5 separate regions of the Homo sapiens genome follow, and regions 1, 3, 4 and 5 are each linked to region 2. A link is a contact called in ENCODE Hi-C or POLR2A ChIA-PET data. All regions are on one chromosome and are shown on one strand. Each heading gives the region's core, a stretch centred on a gene start or an enhancer-like site at or near the end of the contact. The rest is flanking DNA. Distances are from core to core; before and after follow the strand shown. Region 1 holds the start of ING1 (inhibitor of growth family member 1). Region 2 holds the start of TPP2 (tripeptidyl peptidase 2). Region 3 holds the start of DNAJC3 (DnaJ heat shock protein family (Hsp40) member C3). Region 4 holds the start of RAP2A (RAP2A, member of RAS oncogene family). Region 5 holds the start of RAB20 (RAB20, member RAS oncogene family).

Evidence for each region. A loop is a pair of places that touch in the nucleus more often than their neighbours do. ChIA-PET counts read pairs that join two places held with the same protein, here RNA polymerase II (POLR2A). Pooled maps may share reads with other maps.
Region 1: a map of GM12878 shows a loop between it and region 2 (32-fold over the local background). The contact joins the promoter of ING1 here to the promoter of TPP2 in region 2. A Hi-C loop is called at or near these places in 3 of 168 maps with a recorded cell type or tissue (GM12878, gastrocnemius medialis and naive thymus-derived CD4-positive, alpha-beta T cell) and 14 of 50 pooled maps. POLR2A ChIA-PET finds 5 or more read pairs at or near these places in 2 of 52 experiments (CD4-positive, alpha-beta T cell and CD8-positive, alpha-beta memory T cell).
Region 3: a loop to region 2 is called in a map of B cell, with 12 times the contacts of the local background. The contact joins the promoter of DNAJC3 here to the promoter of TPP2 in region 2. A Hi-C loop is called at or near these places in 4 of 168 maps with a recorded cell type or tissue (B cell, CD4-positive, alpha-beta memory T cell, CD8-positive, alpha-beta T cell and 1 more) and 14 of 50 pooled maps.
Region 4: a loop to region 2 is called in a map of CD4-positive, alpha-beta T cell, with 6 times the contacts of the local background. The contact joins the promoter of RAP2A here to the promoter of TPP2 in region 2. A Hi-C loop is called at or near these places in 2 of 168 maps with a recorded cell type or tissue (CD4-positive, alpha-beta T cell and naive thymus-derived CD4-positive, alpha-beta T cell), 4 of 37 single-sample maps with no recorded cell type and 16 of 50 pooled maps. POLR2A ChIA-PET finds 5 or more read pairs at or near these places in 6 of 52 experiments (CD4-positive, alpha-beta T cell, CD4-positive, alpha-beta memory T cell, CD8-positive, alpha-beta T cell and 3 more).
Region 5: a pooled map shows a loop between it and region 2 (5-fold over the local background). The contact joins the promoter of RAB20 here to the promoter of TPP2 in region 2. A Hi-C loop is called at or near these places in 2 of 50 pooled maps.

Annotation. Positions count from the first base shown.
Region 1 is chr13:110,712,250-110,714,949 of GRCh38, forward strand. It overlaps ING1 (inhibitor of growth family member 1), which reads left to right and starts at 1,451. Exons shown (of 2, transcript NM_198219.3): 1 at 1,451-2,036. The coding sequence starts at 1,901. It also overlaps a transcript of CARS2 not described here. RefSeq lists silencers at 108-447, 121-289, 1,288-1,637, 1,648-1,837, 1,998-2,287 and 2 more and an enhancer at 568-617.
Region 2 is chr13:102,595,648-102,598,347 of GRCh38, forward strand. It overlaps TPP2 (tripeptidyl peptidase 2), which reads left to right and starts at 1,339. Exons shown (of 30, transcript NM_001330588.2): 1 at 1,339-1,556. The coding sequence starts at 1,392. It overlaps LOC107984588 (a long non-coding RNA gene), which reads right to left and starts at 1,295. Exons shown (of 2, transcript XR_001749984.3): 1 at 801-1,295. RefSeq lists enhancers at 773-932, 983-1,042 and silencers at 1,113-1,402, 1,563-1,852.
Region 3 is chr13:95,675,759-95,678,458 of GRCh38, forward strand. DNAJC3 (DnaJ heat shock protein family (Hsp40) member C3) reads left to right here and starts at 1,381. Exons shown (of 12, transcript NM_006260.5): 1 at 1,381-1,579. The coding sequence starts at 1,498. DNAJC3-DT (DNAJC3 divergent transcript) reads right to left here and starts at 1,167. Exons shown (of 2, transcript NR_132117.1): 1 at 94-1,167. RefSeq lists enhancers at 471-1,318, 582-681, 1,319-2,165, 1,512-1,561 and silencers at 1,202-1,441, 1,672-1,761.
Region 4 is chr13:97,432,810-97,435,509 of GRCh38, forward strand. It overlaps RAP2A (RAP2A, member of RAS oncogene family), which reads left to right and starts at 1,360. Exons shown (of 2, transcript NM_021033.7): 1 at 1,360-1,975. The coding sequence starts at 1,662. RefSeq lists enhancers at 457-596, 544-1,475, 747-876, 897-946 and silencers at 1,097-1,456, 1,477-1,536.
Region 5 is chr13:110,560,272-110,562,971 of GRCh38, forward strand. RAB20 (RAB20, member RAS oncogene family) reads right to left here and starts at 1,451. Exons shown (of 2, transcript NM_017817.3): 1 at 1,077-1,451. The coding sequence starts at 1,248. RefSeq lists silencers at 1,011-1,070, 1,050-1,239, 1,131-1,580.

The sequences.
Region 1 (2,700 bases), core at 201-2,700, 8.1 Mb after region 2:
GAAAGTCCAGTGAGAAAGGTGAAAACTGACAAGGCACCGTTCTCCGACTTGCTGAAAAAAAGACAATGCAAATAGAGCAGGGTCCAAGGCGGAAGAAAATCAGAGAAAAGCAGGCAGCCAAGCGTGGCGAACACAGCTCTCGGGGCCACCCCGGAGGGGACCCGCGGCGGCCGCAGCGGGGCGGAGGCCGAAGCCGAGGCCGCCCCGGAACCAGAGAGCCAGGCGGGAAGTGCACAAAGGCACGAGGCCACGCCCAGGAGGGGCGGGCCCTTTGGCCGGAAGGGGGGGGGCCGGCGCGCGGGGCCGGTCGCCTAGGCAACGGGCTCGCGTGGCGTCCAGGCTTCTCAGAAAGCCCAAAATCCGGGAGCTTTGGGAGGGTAGAGGGGCGACGCGGGGGAGGGCGGTCCGGGGAGCTGAATGGCCTCAGGACGCCGGCCGACCGGGTGTCTGCATACTGTGGGCGGCCTTTCCAAGTGTGGGGAGCGGCCTCCGAGAACGGTGTCCATGACACAGGGCGGGAAGAGATAAGGCCTAGGGAAGGCGCCCCTCGGGCCTATCCACCTCTTCTGGGGCTCGGCACTAGGAAGCAGCTTCCCTCTCAGGCCCCTTTGTCTCCAAGCCGTTCCAAACTGAGTACCGGGAGACGACACAAAGGGAGGGCGGTGACGGATGGCGCAGGCGCGGGAGCCGCCTAGGCTGCTGGGAGTGGTGGTCCGGCCGCGGAATGGGTAGGTCTCCCGCGCACTCTGCGGCCGCAGCTCAAAGGACACCGAGAGGGTGCCAGTGCGCATGCGCCGCCACTTCCGCCCGTGCCCGGCCCTCCCCTTCCTTCCGCCTCCCGGAGGACTTGGGTTTCTAGTAGTAAGAGTCCGGGGGGCATTACTCACGGTCTCCCCGCCTCCTCTTCATCGTGATTGGGCTGTCAAAGTGATGTTGGCAAGTAGATTGGCTACTGCGGTTGCCAGTTCTGTTTCGGGCCCTACTTATACTGCTCTGTGGGGCGGGGACGAAGAGTCAGGGGCTGAGGAGCGAGTTGCGGTAGTTGCTGTGTACCATGGTCTCGGAGGTTTCTGTCCCGCGGCCCGTTAGGTCCTGGTCGGGTTTTCAGCGAAGCAGGCCGCTCCCCTGCGTTTCCCAGCGGGCGTGCTGTGCCGCCCAACAGGCTCTGCCTCCAAGTGCCAAAAACTCCTAGTAAAGTTTGCGCCTCGCCCGCCGTCCACACCCCAGCGGCCCTGACGCTGTCCCCTCCGCGACCCTCGCCTCTGGAAAAAGTGACAGGCAAGGCCACGCCCCCGCGAGGGCCGGCCTGGAGCCCGCAGCCCCCAGGGCCTGGGACGGTGAGGGGCGTGAATGCGGCGGGGGGCGGGGCCGTTGCCGGGGGAGGGGGCCGGGGCGCATGCGCGCTGCGCAGCGGGGCTGAATGTTTCCCAAGTGTTTGAAACTGGTATTTGGGTTTTCCACGTTGGACAAGTGCGGCTCGGCGGCCAGCGGAGCGCGCCCCTTCCCGCTGCCCGCTCCGCTCCTCTCTTCTACCCAGCCCAGTGGGCGAGTGGGCAGCGGCGGCCGCGGCGCTGGGCCCTCTCCCGCCGGTGTGTGCGCGCTCGTACGCGCGGCCCCCGGCGCCAGCCCCGCCGCCTGAGAGGGGGCCTGCGCCGCCGGCCGGGGCGTGCGCCCGGGAGCCACCGCCACCGCGGCCCGCGCCCTCAGGCGCTGGGGTCCCCGCGGACCCGGAGGCGGCGGACGGGCTCGGCAGATGTAGCCGCCGGGCCGAAGCAGGAGCCGGCGGGGGGGCGCCGGGAGAGCGAGGGCTTTGCATTTTGCAGTGCTATTTTTTGAGGGGGGCGGGGGGTGGAGGAAGCGGAAAGCCGCGCCGAGTCGCCGGGGACCTCCGGGGTGAACCATGTTGAGTCCTGCCAACGGGGAGCAGCTCCACCTGGTGAACTATGTGGAGGACTACCTGGACTCCATCGAGTCCCTGCCTTTCGACTTGCAGAGAAATGTCTCGCTGATGCGGGAGATCGACGCGAAATACCAAGGTACGGCCGGGTGATGGATGGGCGGGGGCGGCCGCCTCCTTCCCGGCGGGTCCGGGCGCGCCGCGGAGCCGGGCCGGTCCTGCCGTGGACCGGAGGAAGCGGCCGGCTCCGCAGCGGCGGCCCTCGGCAGGGGCAGGAACAAAAGGTCTGGAGCGCCTTTGATTCGCCAAGGTCCTTGTGTGCAAAGCCCGGGACACGGAGGAGGAAGGAGGCGCGAGAGGTCTCGCTGCAAGGCTGCGCGACCAAAGCGCTCTTTGTAGTGAAGTGATGAGGCGGGTGCTGCGGGGGAGGGGGCGGCGGGTCCAAGCCGCGTCCTCTAGGAGGGGGTGCAGATTACGGCGCGAGATGGAGGGATGTGCCGGCGCCTGGGGCTATAGGGCGCCGAGACGGGGCTGCAGGAGGAGGGCGGCTGTGGGCCGGGGTTCCCGCGGACCCGGTGCCTCGGTCCCGGGCAACGCCGTTCCTCTGGCCCTTCTTCGTCGCCCCCCACTCAGTCCCGAATCTGAGTGTTACATAAAGTACCGGGTAGTACTCCGCTCGGGGTAGGTCGGCCGCCCCCGCCCAGCCCCCTCCGGCCCTCACTTGGAGCTGGACACCGAGTAGGGGCCGACTGCGAGGGGCGACGCCGCCGGTTGTAGTTTGCGGAGGACGAGGGCTTTTCTCT
Region 2 (2,700 bases), core at 89-2,588:
ACAAACCTCTTAATTTTTTTCACATCAAGTATGAATGTAGGCAAAAACCAGGGTAGTTATGCTGTTATGTCACCAATAAAAATCAGTTCATCGTAGTGCAGTTTTCACCGCTATCTCCAAATAATTATATTCTTCACTATTTTGAAGTTATGGTAGTTTATTAGCCTTGGCCCTAGCTCCTGTTATTTAATGCAAAAGAAGTACACCTGTAACTATACACACACACGTAAAGCTCCTGCTATATAACAAAATTGCCTTTAGTATTTTTGATAACTGCATTTAAACATAATTTATTTCCTGGGTAATCCTATCTATTTCATTGTATGCATTTTAAAACACTGCTTGAGAAATAGGCCTCACCAGATTGCCAAAGGGGTCTTCGGCACAATAAAAGGCTAAGATTACCCTGGCATGAGCATAGACATAAAGATCATTAGAGGACCACTATGCAGCTTGCAGCAACTGACGGCAGGCACTGTGAATCTGGAAAACTGAAAATTATGGCTCTATAATTGAGTGGACAGCCGTAAGGAGCAATCAGAAACTTCAGTGTAAGAGGAAAAAAAAAGATGTTTTTCAGAAATCCCGGAAGCTAAGGATCAGCAGAGGATAGGAGGGGCCCATTTCAGTCTCGTGCTTTGTTACTGGCTACAAAGGCGACGGAATGACCAACAACCCACTTCCTGTTGACTGAAACTATTGCCTGTCTCCACCCTATTGCTCCCCCTCACCACCTCACCCCCATCAAAGGGGCATAACAACACAGGGGAACCCAAAGTCTACACCCCTTAACCTACGACCTTCCAAAATCATGTCCGGAGCTTTCGCCGACACCGCAGACTCCTTAGCGGCTAAGCGTGAGTGCGCCGGCTCCCTTGCCTCGGGTCAGCAGCACCCCGGGGCTGGGGCTCCTGCAGCAGCCGCACCAAAAAGTTTCATCCACAACCTTAAGTTTGGAAACTATCGTTTGCCAAGCGAAGGGTTCCCATTATTCCTGGCTGGCGGTCCATCTCCTTGCCCGTCTCTCGGGGAGTGATTCGGTCCGGGACACCAGGACTCTGCTTGGAGGCCTGCTGTTGCCTAAAAACCCCAAGCGCGGGCCTCTTCAAGGCCCCAGGTTCGAGATCCGAACCCTCCAGTAATGTCCTCAGACTCCTCCCCCTTCACTGCAGCCCGGGCAATACTCGGGCCTAGCTCCTGAGAGCGGCGCCGTTGGCTTACGTAGCAGCACGTGATTGGCCACCGCTCCCTGGCAGGCCGGGATTGGTGGAAGACGGGCCGACCCCGCCCCTCGCCCCCGCCTCCGGCCCGAGGCCGCACGGGTGTCCTCGCGCTGCTAGTCCGCGCGCAGCCTGGCAGTTTGCCGCTTCCTCGTCCTCCATCCTGCGTCCATGGCCACCGCTGCGACTGAGGAGCCCTTCCCTTTTCACGGTCTCCTGCCGAAGAAGGAGACCGGAGCCGCCTCCTTCCTCTGCCGCTACCCGGAGTATGATGGGCGGGGGGTGCTCATCGCAGTCCTGGACACGGGGGTCGACCCGGGGGCTCCGGGCATGCAGGTGAGGCGGCCCCCGAGGGCCCGGGCGCGGGGGCGCGGGCGGCCGGGGACGCGGGTGGGGACACAGTCTCGGAGCCCGGCAGGCCAAAGCCCCGCTCTGCGGCCGAGTCCGGGCCGGGGTGGGCAGCACCGGGGTGGGCAGAGGTCAGAGCCAGGCGCGGGAGGGACGGGCGCCCGCCAAGGGGACTCAACGGCGCACAGTGCCAGGGTCGCTGGGCGGGCGAGGGCCCGGACCCCAGGTTGGGCCGTGGTCCCCCCAGCTCAACAAAAGCAGCGTGCCCGGCGCGGCTGCCTGGGGAAGCCTGGGTCCCCCTTTGGCCCCAGGGACTCCCCTTCCTTCTCGCTTCGGCGCTGCCAGGCCGGACCCCCCAGGCTCCTTCCCTCCACGCCGCCTTCCTCTGCCTACCCCTCGTGCCTCGGACACCGGTCCCAGCCTGACGTTTTTAAAGAGAATTTTACAGCTTTTATCATTGGGGTGGGGTGGAGACACCAGATAGGCAACTGACATGTGAGAACTTAATGTTTAGGGATCGGGAGATTTGGTTTGGGGAAGAATAGTTTGTCTTTAAGCACGAAAGCTGGGTTTCCAGAAGATAACCCAGTCCTCTTCCGGAATTGTTTCCTGTGGTAGTTTTGTGTATTCTATTTTTAAACGGTCTTCTGCAGCGTGTTTGCTTAGGGTCATTGAATCTTGTGGCTTAGTCTTCGTTTACATAAGGAGAATTCAGTTAGGTTTGGTTTTGGCGAGCTTCTCAGACCTTATGAAAATATGCGACTTTTTTTTTTTTAAACCTGAAAACATACGACGGTTTTTAAAAATTACTTAGTTTTTTGCCTTAGGCAACTTTAAAATCTGTAGATTCAAGGTATCATACCAGAAGGTAGTTTTTTTGAAAGTATGTTGTCTCTCGTTAAAAGCATTCTGTTTAAAGTCTTTAAAGTTTAACTTTTGTACTTTTAACCCTTTACTGAAATCCAGTAATAAAATTTCACCGTTATTCAAGATCCATCTCCCAGCATCCCTGACTAATCCTACTGTATGCTGATCTCTCGTTGATCAGCCCCTGGCTATCTTATCCTCCTTTCTACACTAAACACTCATCCTCCTCCCCACAATGTCCCTTCCCTTCTGGATCCTTTATCGT
Region 3 (2,700 bases), core at 131-2,630, 6.9 Mb before region 2:
ATTTACAAGAATATTTATCTGCTTCATGAAACCTCAAAACAAACCTTTGAGACTATCAGGATCCTAACCACTTTACAGATGAAGATAACTTACATAATAGTTATGGGGTTTCCTGGATCTGACTCCTTTATTCTTCACATTACATTATGTTGCCTTCCCCACAACTAATCAAGGACTCCGTTTTTTCTTTTTTCTTTCTCGAAACCATTTCCTCCATATTAGTTCCCTTTGGAATAGAAGCCTTTTTAAAAGTCCACCTTAGTATATCTTCAGGGAATCACAAATTCACTATGCTATTTATAATTCATGAGTTTCTCTAATGGTATCAAGGCAGCAAATACAGGTGAAGTAATAATTATCCACCTGATAGTACTTAACACACATACCCCGTGTAAAAATACTGCTGGTGTACAGTGTGTGTGTTGGTGACGCCGGAGGAAGTGGCCGTGAACAGGCTTAATGCCGCATTGAGTAACTTCAACCTCATCTTGCTCAGGTTCATATCTCTCCTGAATTTCCCCTGGTAAGCGCAAGATTCAGGATCCGTTCTCACAGTTTTTTGTTTACCAGTTGATGTTGGCTGCATTCAGGAACGCCTTGCTCTCTTAAGCCACAGTGCCTTCCTGGTCTCTTCTTCACAGGGTCTTCCACAATCGCTCTTTTTCCTGGGCACGGTGGTTTGCTGAAAGTCGGGGTGGGGGGCGGGGCGTTCCCAAGTTTCCAGGCCAATTACCTACCTGCCTTAGAGCAATTACGCACTTCTCTCTGGTAGTCCCTGAAATGTTCTAATCATCAGATCGCCCCAGCTTCTCCTGACCGTTTCTTGCTTACGGCTCAGTTCAGACAGTATTTGTTCCGGGACGCTCAGCGGGAGGCGGTTTTTACCGGCTCACTCGAGACCCCAATTCCAGGCGCCCTGCAGCTTCCCTCAGACTCCCCGGGACCGTGTTTGGCCTTCCCATTCGTACGCTGCGGCTGCGCTTTCCTCTCGTAACACCACGCTGGCGAACCTGGAAAGGATCAAATAGTCCCACTCGCCAACCTAGCGCGGCGGGACCGGCCCAAAAGGGCCTTTGCAGCCTGCGCATGCGGACTCGGCGGCCGCCACCGACTCCCCGTCTGCTTCCCTCCGGGCGGCAGCCGCGGTTTGGAGCTTGCTGACAGCTCTGCGACCGGCGGGCGCAGCCTCGTCTCGTGCTTCCACGTTATCCTATCAGGGACGGGGCGGGGCGGCGGCCTCCGCAGCCTATCAGCGCGAACCACGACCCCGGCGAGCCCGGGAGGAAAGCCGCCAGAAAGAAGGCGATTGGATGGCGGCGGCGCTCTGGGGCGTAGCGTCGCCCGGGCCCCGCCCACCGCTGCCTTCCTCTGCTGGGCTCCAGAGCCACTGAGGCCTGAGCGAGAGCCGACGGCGGGCGGGCGCAGCTGCTGCCGGAGCGCCGGCGCGTGCTGGTGGGCCACACACCTTTCCTCCTCTTCACTCGCGAGCCCTCGGACATGGTGGCCCCCGGCTCCGTGACCAGCCGGCTGGGCTCGGTATTCCCCTTCCTGCTAGTCCTGGTGGATCTGCAGTACGAAGGTGAGTCCTGCCCTGCCCCGGCCAGGAAGTGGGCTCCCGGACCAGGCCCCCCGCGCTTTCCCGTCTGCGCCCGGGCGCCTGTCCCGGAGCGGCTCGGGAGGTGGGGCGAGCGCTGGGGGAGCCCGCGGCCTGGCTTGGGCCTGAGCCCGCGCCCGGTTCCGGGTTTGTCTGGGGAAGAATCGAGGGGACTGGCGGGCCGCGGGGCCGGGACAGCGGGTTTGGACTAAGGAACCGGGCCGCAGGAGTCGGAGGAGGCGGGGTGCGGGGGCACCGGGCTACGACTTCAGGAAGTCCTGGGACGCGGAGACTTGGGCAGCCTTTGGGTCCTGGCCTCGCTTGGGACCCTCGCTGGGCGCCTGGGGACACTGTCAGTCATTGGTGCTGGCTGGGAGGAGGCACTAAGGTGGCCAAAAGACTTCCTTCGCTCTGGAGTTCTTGGGTGGGGAAGGAGTGTCATGTCCGGCTGGGAGTTGGAGGGGACAGTGTTGACTATTTAAAAAGTGTGTAACCATCCCCATTAAGATGCACTGTCGTGTAGAGAAATTGTTAGTTTGGTGCAATGAGGAGCCGCTGTTGGAATTCCATCTCCCGGACGGCCAGGCACTGAGTTTGTGGTTTTACAACTCCCAACATGGTGTCATTCAACGTATGGCTGGCATTACTTTTCCAAGTTCGCTGTAAAAAGGTTCCCTTAAAAAGATACGAACGATTAAATTTCACTTCAGTCCTGCAGACTGGAATGTTGGCTACTCCAGAATAGCGAAAATAGAGGGCTGTCCTATCTTAGATGGCAGCGGGGAGGAGTAAGAATTAAAGTTGATAGTGCCGATTTAACGAATGCTTCTGGCGCGGTTACTGTGCGAAATATTCGAGTGTAATGACACATCACATGCACTGATCTATTTTCATCCCCATAAAAAGGGCTAGTTGTCAAGGAGGTCAAATTAAACCTTTGAGTATTCCATTCAAAGGGAGCGAGGAACTAAAAATTGGGAATTGTTTATAGTGAATTCTTCTGAAAGTTCTCAACTTTTTTTTTTAAAGTAGTACTCCCCAGTTTTTAGGTGTCACCCATAGCAATGGGCTTTTGCTTTTGCTTCCCCTGGTAACCATATTTTTTG
Region 4 (2,700 bases), core at 110-2,609, 5.2 Mb before region 2:
CATCATTTAGGCAGAATGCCACGGAGGCGACGTGAAAAGTGGAATTCATCATTCTGGCTTGCAACGCATCTTGTTCTTTTGCCAGAACAGGGCACAGCAACTGGCTCCTCAATCTCTGCCCCTCCCAAACCCCAGCAGCCGGTCCCTGTCTCCATCCCGCCGGCCTCGGTGGCAAGGGGCTCGCGAGCTCTGGTTGGCTTGGCCGAAGCTTCCGTCACTCGCCAGCTCACCTACGATTGGTTGGCAGAGCGTGCGCGAAGAGCCCCGCCTGGCAAGGCACTGGGAGGTGGGCTTGCGGATCCTACGACTAGCGTTTTTCTCGATTGGTTGAAGGAGTAAAGGCACGTGGTATGGGGGCGCTCTCTTATTGGTCGTGAATGGTACCTTGTGGTACAGAGACGTGATGTGGTTGGCTAGAATGAATCCCAGCTTCCCACTAGATGCCCCTAGCTGGCTGTTGCTATGAGGAGTCCAGGGCCTTCCGGCTGCCGTTCGGGATTCCGCTCTCCAGGTTTTCAACTCACCCGTGGCTGACAGGGCGTGGGAAGAGCTCGACTTCAGTTCGGCACCGAAAGGGGCGGGTCTAGAAGAAATGTGGGCGGGTCCAGAGGGTTGGTGGGCGGGACCCCGGCGACGTCAGCGGGCTTGGACCCGACTTCCGTGGTGTGTGGCCGCCTCTGACTCGCCCCTCTGGCGCGCTGCTAGAGGGGGGCGTCACCCTCCCATCAATGTCCTAACGCTCCAAAGCTTCATTTTGTTGCGTTTACACAACTTCAGTCAGAAGCCTGTAGGTGCCCCCCCCTTAAAGCTTCACATGCTAATACAAGATAAAACCAAAGCTCTAGGAGTGCTGACAGACTGGGTGGCATCGGACAAAGGCCCTCGCGGCCCCTCTTGGGCCTTGGGCATCTCTCCTTCACTCCCCGCCTCAGGATAAAGCTTGGAGGTAGCTCTAGCCCCTCTACCATCTCATCCCTTCCGAATTCTTAATGTCTCGGGAGTCTCAGGTTGACGCTGCTCCTGGCTTGGGCGGGAACTGCGCATGCTCGGTACACAGGCCCTGGGGTCTGACTGGGCGCGCTGGGTTCGGCGCTGCTCGGCGGTCGCGGTGCTTGTTTATCTCCGCGCGGGCAGAAGCTTCCGAGCCCCGCAAAGCCTCTCGGGAGCGCTCGCGGCCCGTCGCCTAGGGGGCGGGGGCGGGGCTGCGCCGCGGGCTCCGCCCCGGCCGCCGGACCCCGCCCCTGGCCGCGCTGCGGCTGGGGCTCGGGCGCGCGCTCGAGCGCTGGGGGTAGCGGCGGCGGCGGCGGCGGCGGCGGGCGGGGATCTGGGCGTGGAGGCGCGAGGGGCGGGGCGGGCGGCACTGCGGGCCCGCGGCTCGGGCGGCACCAGCGGCTCCCGGTCTCTCTCTCTGCTCGCCCTCAGTCCCACCCGGTGCCTACGGGGCCGCATCGCCGCCCGGCTCGGCCCGGCCCATGCCCAGGGCCGCTGCTCCCTCAGTTGCCGCCGCCGCCGCCGGCGCCCAGGGGGCCGCCGCGGCTGTGAGGTGGGGGCGGCAGCGGGAGGCGGCGGGGCGGGCCGCCGGGGCCGGGGCTGGGGGCGCAGCGCGGCCGGCGTAGGTCTATGTCGCGGGCGGCGGCGGCGGCGGCGGCCGCGGAGGGACGATGCGCGAGTACAAAGTGGTGGTGCTGGGCTCGGGCGGGGTAGGCAAATCCGCCCTGACCGTGCAGTTCGTGACCGGCACCTTCATCGAGAAATACGACCCCACCATCGAGGACTTCTACCGCAAGGAGATCGAGGTGGATTCGTCGCCGTCGGTGCTGGAGATCCTGGACACGGCGGGCACCGAGCAGTTCGCGTCCATGCGGGACCTGTACATCAAGAACGGCCAGGGCTTCATCCTCGTCTACAGCCTCGTCAACCAGCAGAGCTTCCAGGACATCAAGCCCATGCGGGACCAGATCATCCGCGTGAAGCGGTGAGCGAGGGCACACGGGGGCTTGGCGGCTGCACCCCGGAGTCACCGTCCCGGGGCTGGAACTCCCCGCGCGGGGCTCCGGGGAAGGGGCTTTCTGGGGGGTGGCTCCAAGCTGGAGGCTTTACTATTGTCATTCTGCTCCTCCTCCTCAATCTCAAATTTGAGTGCTTTGTTTCACAACTAAAATTTGGCATCGTGTTAGCCCACAGAACAGCTCTTTGTCTCTTGGACGTTGTTAGCATTGCTTGTTACAGAGCCCCCAAGGAAACAAAGTTTAAAACTTGCAGGGGGGAAAGGGGTGGATAGATTTGTCTTGGGAAGAGAGGAACTGTGCAGGTATAGTCGAGACATTTGCAGACTGAACAACAACAATCTGCCTTGGCAATGTTTGACAGTAAAAATCGCTCACACACCTATACAGTAAAGTCAAGTCCAGAGGAAGGAGACCTTTCTCATCTCGTTAAAGGTTTATGGTTCCAAGGCGTTTTACAAAAATTAAGTCTCTAATTTAGTGCAAAACTTTAAAGACAGATTATTAAATTATTTGAAGACATCATAAGCTAAATGGGGTTTCGAGAATATTAACAGAGGAGTACAAATAAGCCATTCACAGGAAAAGAATGCAGCTTAACTGTTTGTTTTTGTTTTTTTGTTTTTAATATAGCCGCCTTAACCCCTTCCAAAAAAAAAAAAAAAAAAAAAACACCACCACACCACCACCACCA
Region 5 (2,700 bases), core at 201-2,700, 8.0 Mb after region 2:
AGTCACGATGTTAACTGGGATAATAATAAAAAAGCATCAAAGAAGGCAAAAGGGAGGGGGAGAACTGGAAGTACCTCTGTGAGCTTCGTTAATTCAGTTTTAAAGAGAGAATTCATTATCATCTTGTTTATTCAGCATACTGATACACCCAAGATGGCAATTTAAGAATTCTGGACGGGGCCTTTGGGTATATGACTTTTTAAGATGCTAACATAAAAGAAGTCAGAACTTTCAGAGTTTCAGGCTTCTAAAAACTCACACTCATTGAAAATGTGTCACACTATTTCCAGTTTCTTCATTCACTTACAATATCTTATTCTTTTGTAAGGAGAAGGAAATATATTCCATTGCAATGCTACAATCACCAGTGTTATTTTCCAAAGTTAAACAGAAAGCCTGAATTGAGATCCTCTAAGTTGTACTTTTGAAAAGTCACAAATACTACACAATAAAAATAACTCATTACCTATCTTAAAAATGCTTCCACCGGAAGTCACTCCAACCCAAACCCATATGACGTATCTGAGCCAAGATCAAGCAGAAGATTAACTGTAAAAGGCAGATATGCTCCGGGCTAAGAGGTCCGGAGGCTCCAGTTTTATTTCCTCTCTCCTGACTAAACCCAACAGGGGGGAACACTCTGTGCCTCATTTTACTTTTTCTTAGAAAGGGGCTAATAACACCAGCTCTGCTCACCCCTCAAGTGAATCTCAAAGGATATCATGTTCCTACGGGTACGTGAAAACTGAAAATACCTAACAAAGCAGCCACAGAGGAGCGTCTCTGGTTCCCAGGGCGGCAGAGCAGGAACGCGGGGCTCGGGAGCAAAGGCAGCTTAGGTACACAAATGACCAGCGGGTTCTCTGCAACTTGGGTTGTCCCTGAGGTCACTGAGTGGCTGAGAGGCAGCGCTCAGCCCAACCAGCAAGGGAGGACGAGTGGGAAACCCCGAGAAGGAGGCATTTGCTGTCCGAGGCCGGGACCCTGTGCGCGGCCGGGTGCCCTGCTGGAAGCCCCGCGCCCCCCGTCCCCGGCGGAGCCCCAGGGCGGTGTGGCTCATGCGGCGCCGGCCTCACCTGCGGTGTCCCAGATGGAGATGTTGTAGGAGCGCCACTGCTTCAGGTAGAAGGCGCCGCCCACCGTGCTGACCGTGTCCGGGAAGCGCCGCTCCATATACCGCTGCAGCAGCGACGTCTTCCCCACGTTCATGTCCCCCAGGAGCACGATCTTGCTGTCGGGCTTCCTCATCTTCCCGTAAGAACCCCCAGCGCCCCCGCGCCCTCTCCCCGAGGCTGGCCGGCTCGTGCGCCCTGGGCGCAGCTGGAGGAGCGGACCCCGGACTCGCCGGGACCCGGATTCTCGTGAACGCTCCGGGACCTTCGCCTCCGGACGCCCGGGAGCTCAAGAGAGGAAGCGCGTGTGCGCGCCCGGGAAGGAGCTGGGTGCAGAGCACGGAGCCCACGTCGGGGGCCCGGACCGCGGCGGCCTCGCCTCGCCCCGCCCCCGCCCCCGCCCCCGGGCCCTTTCACCGCCGCGGCCCCGCCCTATCCTCCTCCGCCCACCGCCCCCGTCCCGCCCCTGCTGGACCTCGCCGTTTCGCAAGCATCCGAGTTCTCCAGCCGAGGCTCGGGACTGCTGCAGGGTGGAAAATGAAAGTTCTGAGAGCACCTTCCGCCCCTCCGCTTCTGCACAGCCGGGGCTGCGGTGCGAGGAGCTTGGCCGCGGGGCCCGAACGAGGCGAAGGGGCCGGGGCCCTTGGGGAACCCCCTTCTCTCTTCCACTCTCCCTTAGGTAAAACCCGTGTTCCTCTCACGCTCGACCCAGCGCCTTTCCAGCTGCGGTCGATTTGCTTCTCCGCGTGTAAGTACAGCCACCCTCAAGGTCATTGAAAAAGTTTGCTTTAAATGAGCGTCTGCGGAACTCGTCCTGAGGCTCTCACTGTTACAGATTAGAGATGGGGGCGCTTTCTAGTGGAGGATTTTGCTTTTGCTCTTCTACTTTTGCAAGAAGCTTTTTGTCCTGAAAAGTGGACAGTCATCTCCATTTATAGCTTGGAATGAAAATTTGACTATGGAAGTTGCAGTCGCTACTTGAGAAATATTTCCTCCTTCTTTTTTTTTTTTTTTTTTTATTTTTGACACGGAGTTTTGCTGTTGTTGCCCAAGCTGGAGAGCAGTGCGCGATCTCGGCTCACTGCAACCTCCGCCTTCCGGTTTCAAGCGATTCTCCTGCCTCAGCCTCCCGAGTAGGCGGGATTACAGGTATGTGCCACCATGCCCGGCTAATTTTTGTATTTTTAGTAGACACGGGGTTTCACCATGTTGGCCAGGCTGGTCTCGAACTCCTGACCTCGTGATCCACCCGCTTCGGCCTCCCAGGTCCTCCTTCCGTTTTAAAGGATAAACCTTGAAATGCTTTTAAAATATGCAGCGTGTAGAATTTGGTTAGTTGGTTGGTTGGGGTTTTTTAGAGAAAATGAGAGGTAGAATGGACTCTAAGTTAAACCCTGGGGGACAGTGTCACTCTGGCCGCTGGCCTGGCTGGGAAAGGCGATGAGACCCTGAGCAGGTTAAAACCCGTGTCCTGAAGGTGTCCTGTAAAGGGAAATAGGCCCGTTGCCTCCTTCGTAGGTGCCCTGAGACTCCGACAAGGCAGGAATGCCAAGGTATTTCGTACCTGCTCAGCCCTGGCATGTCAGGT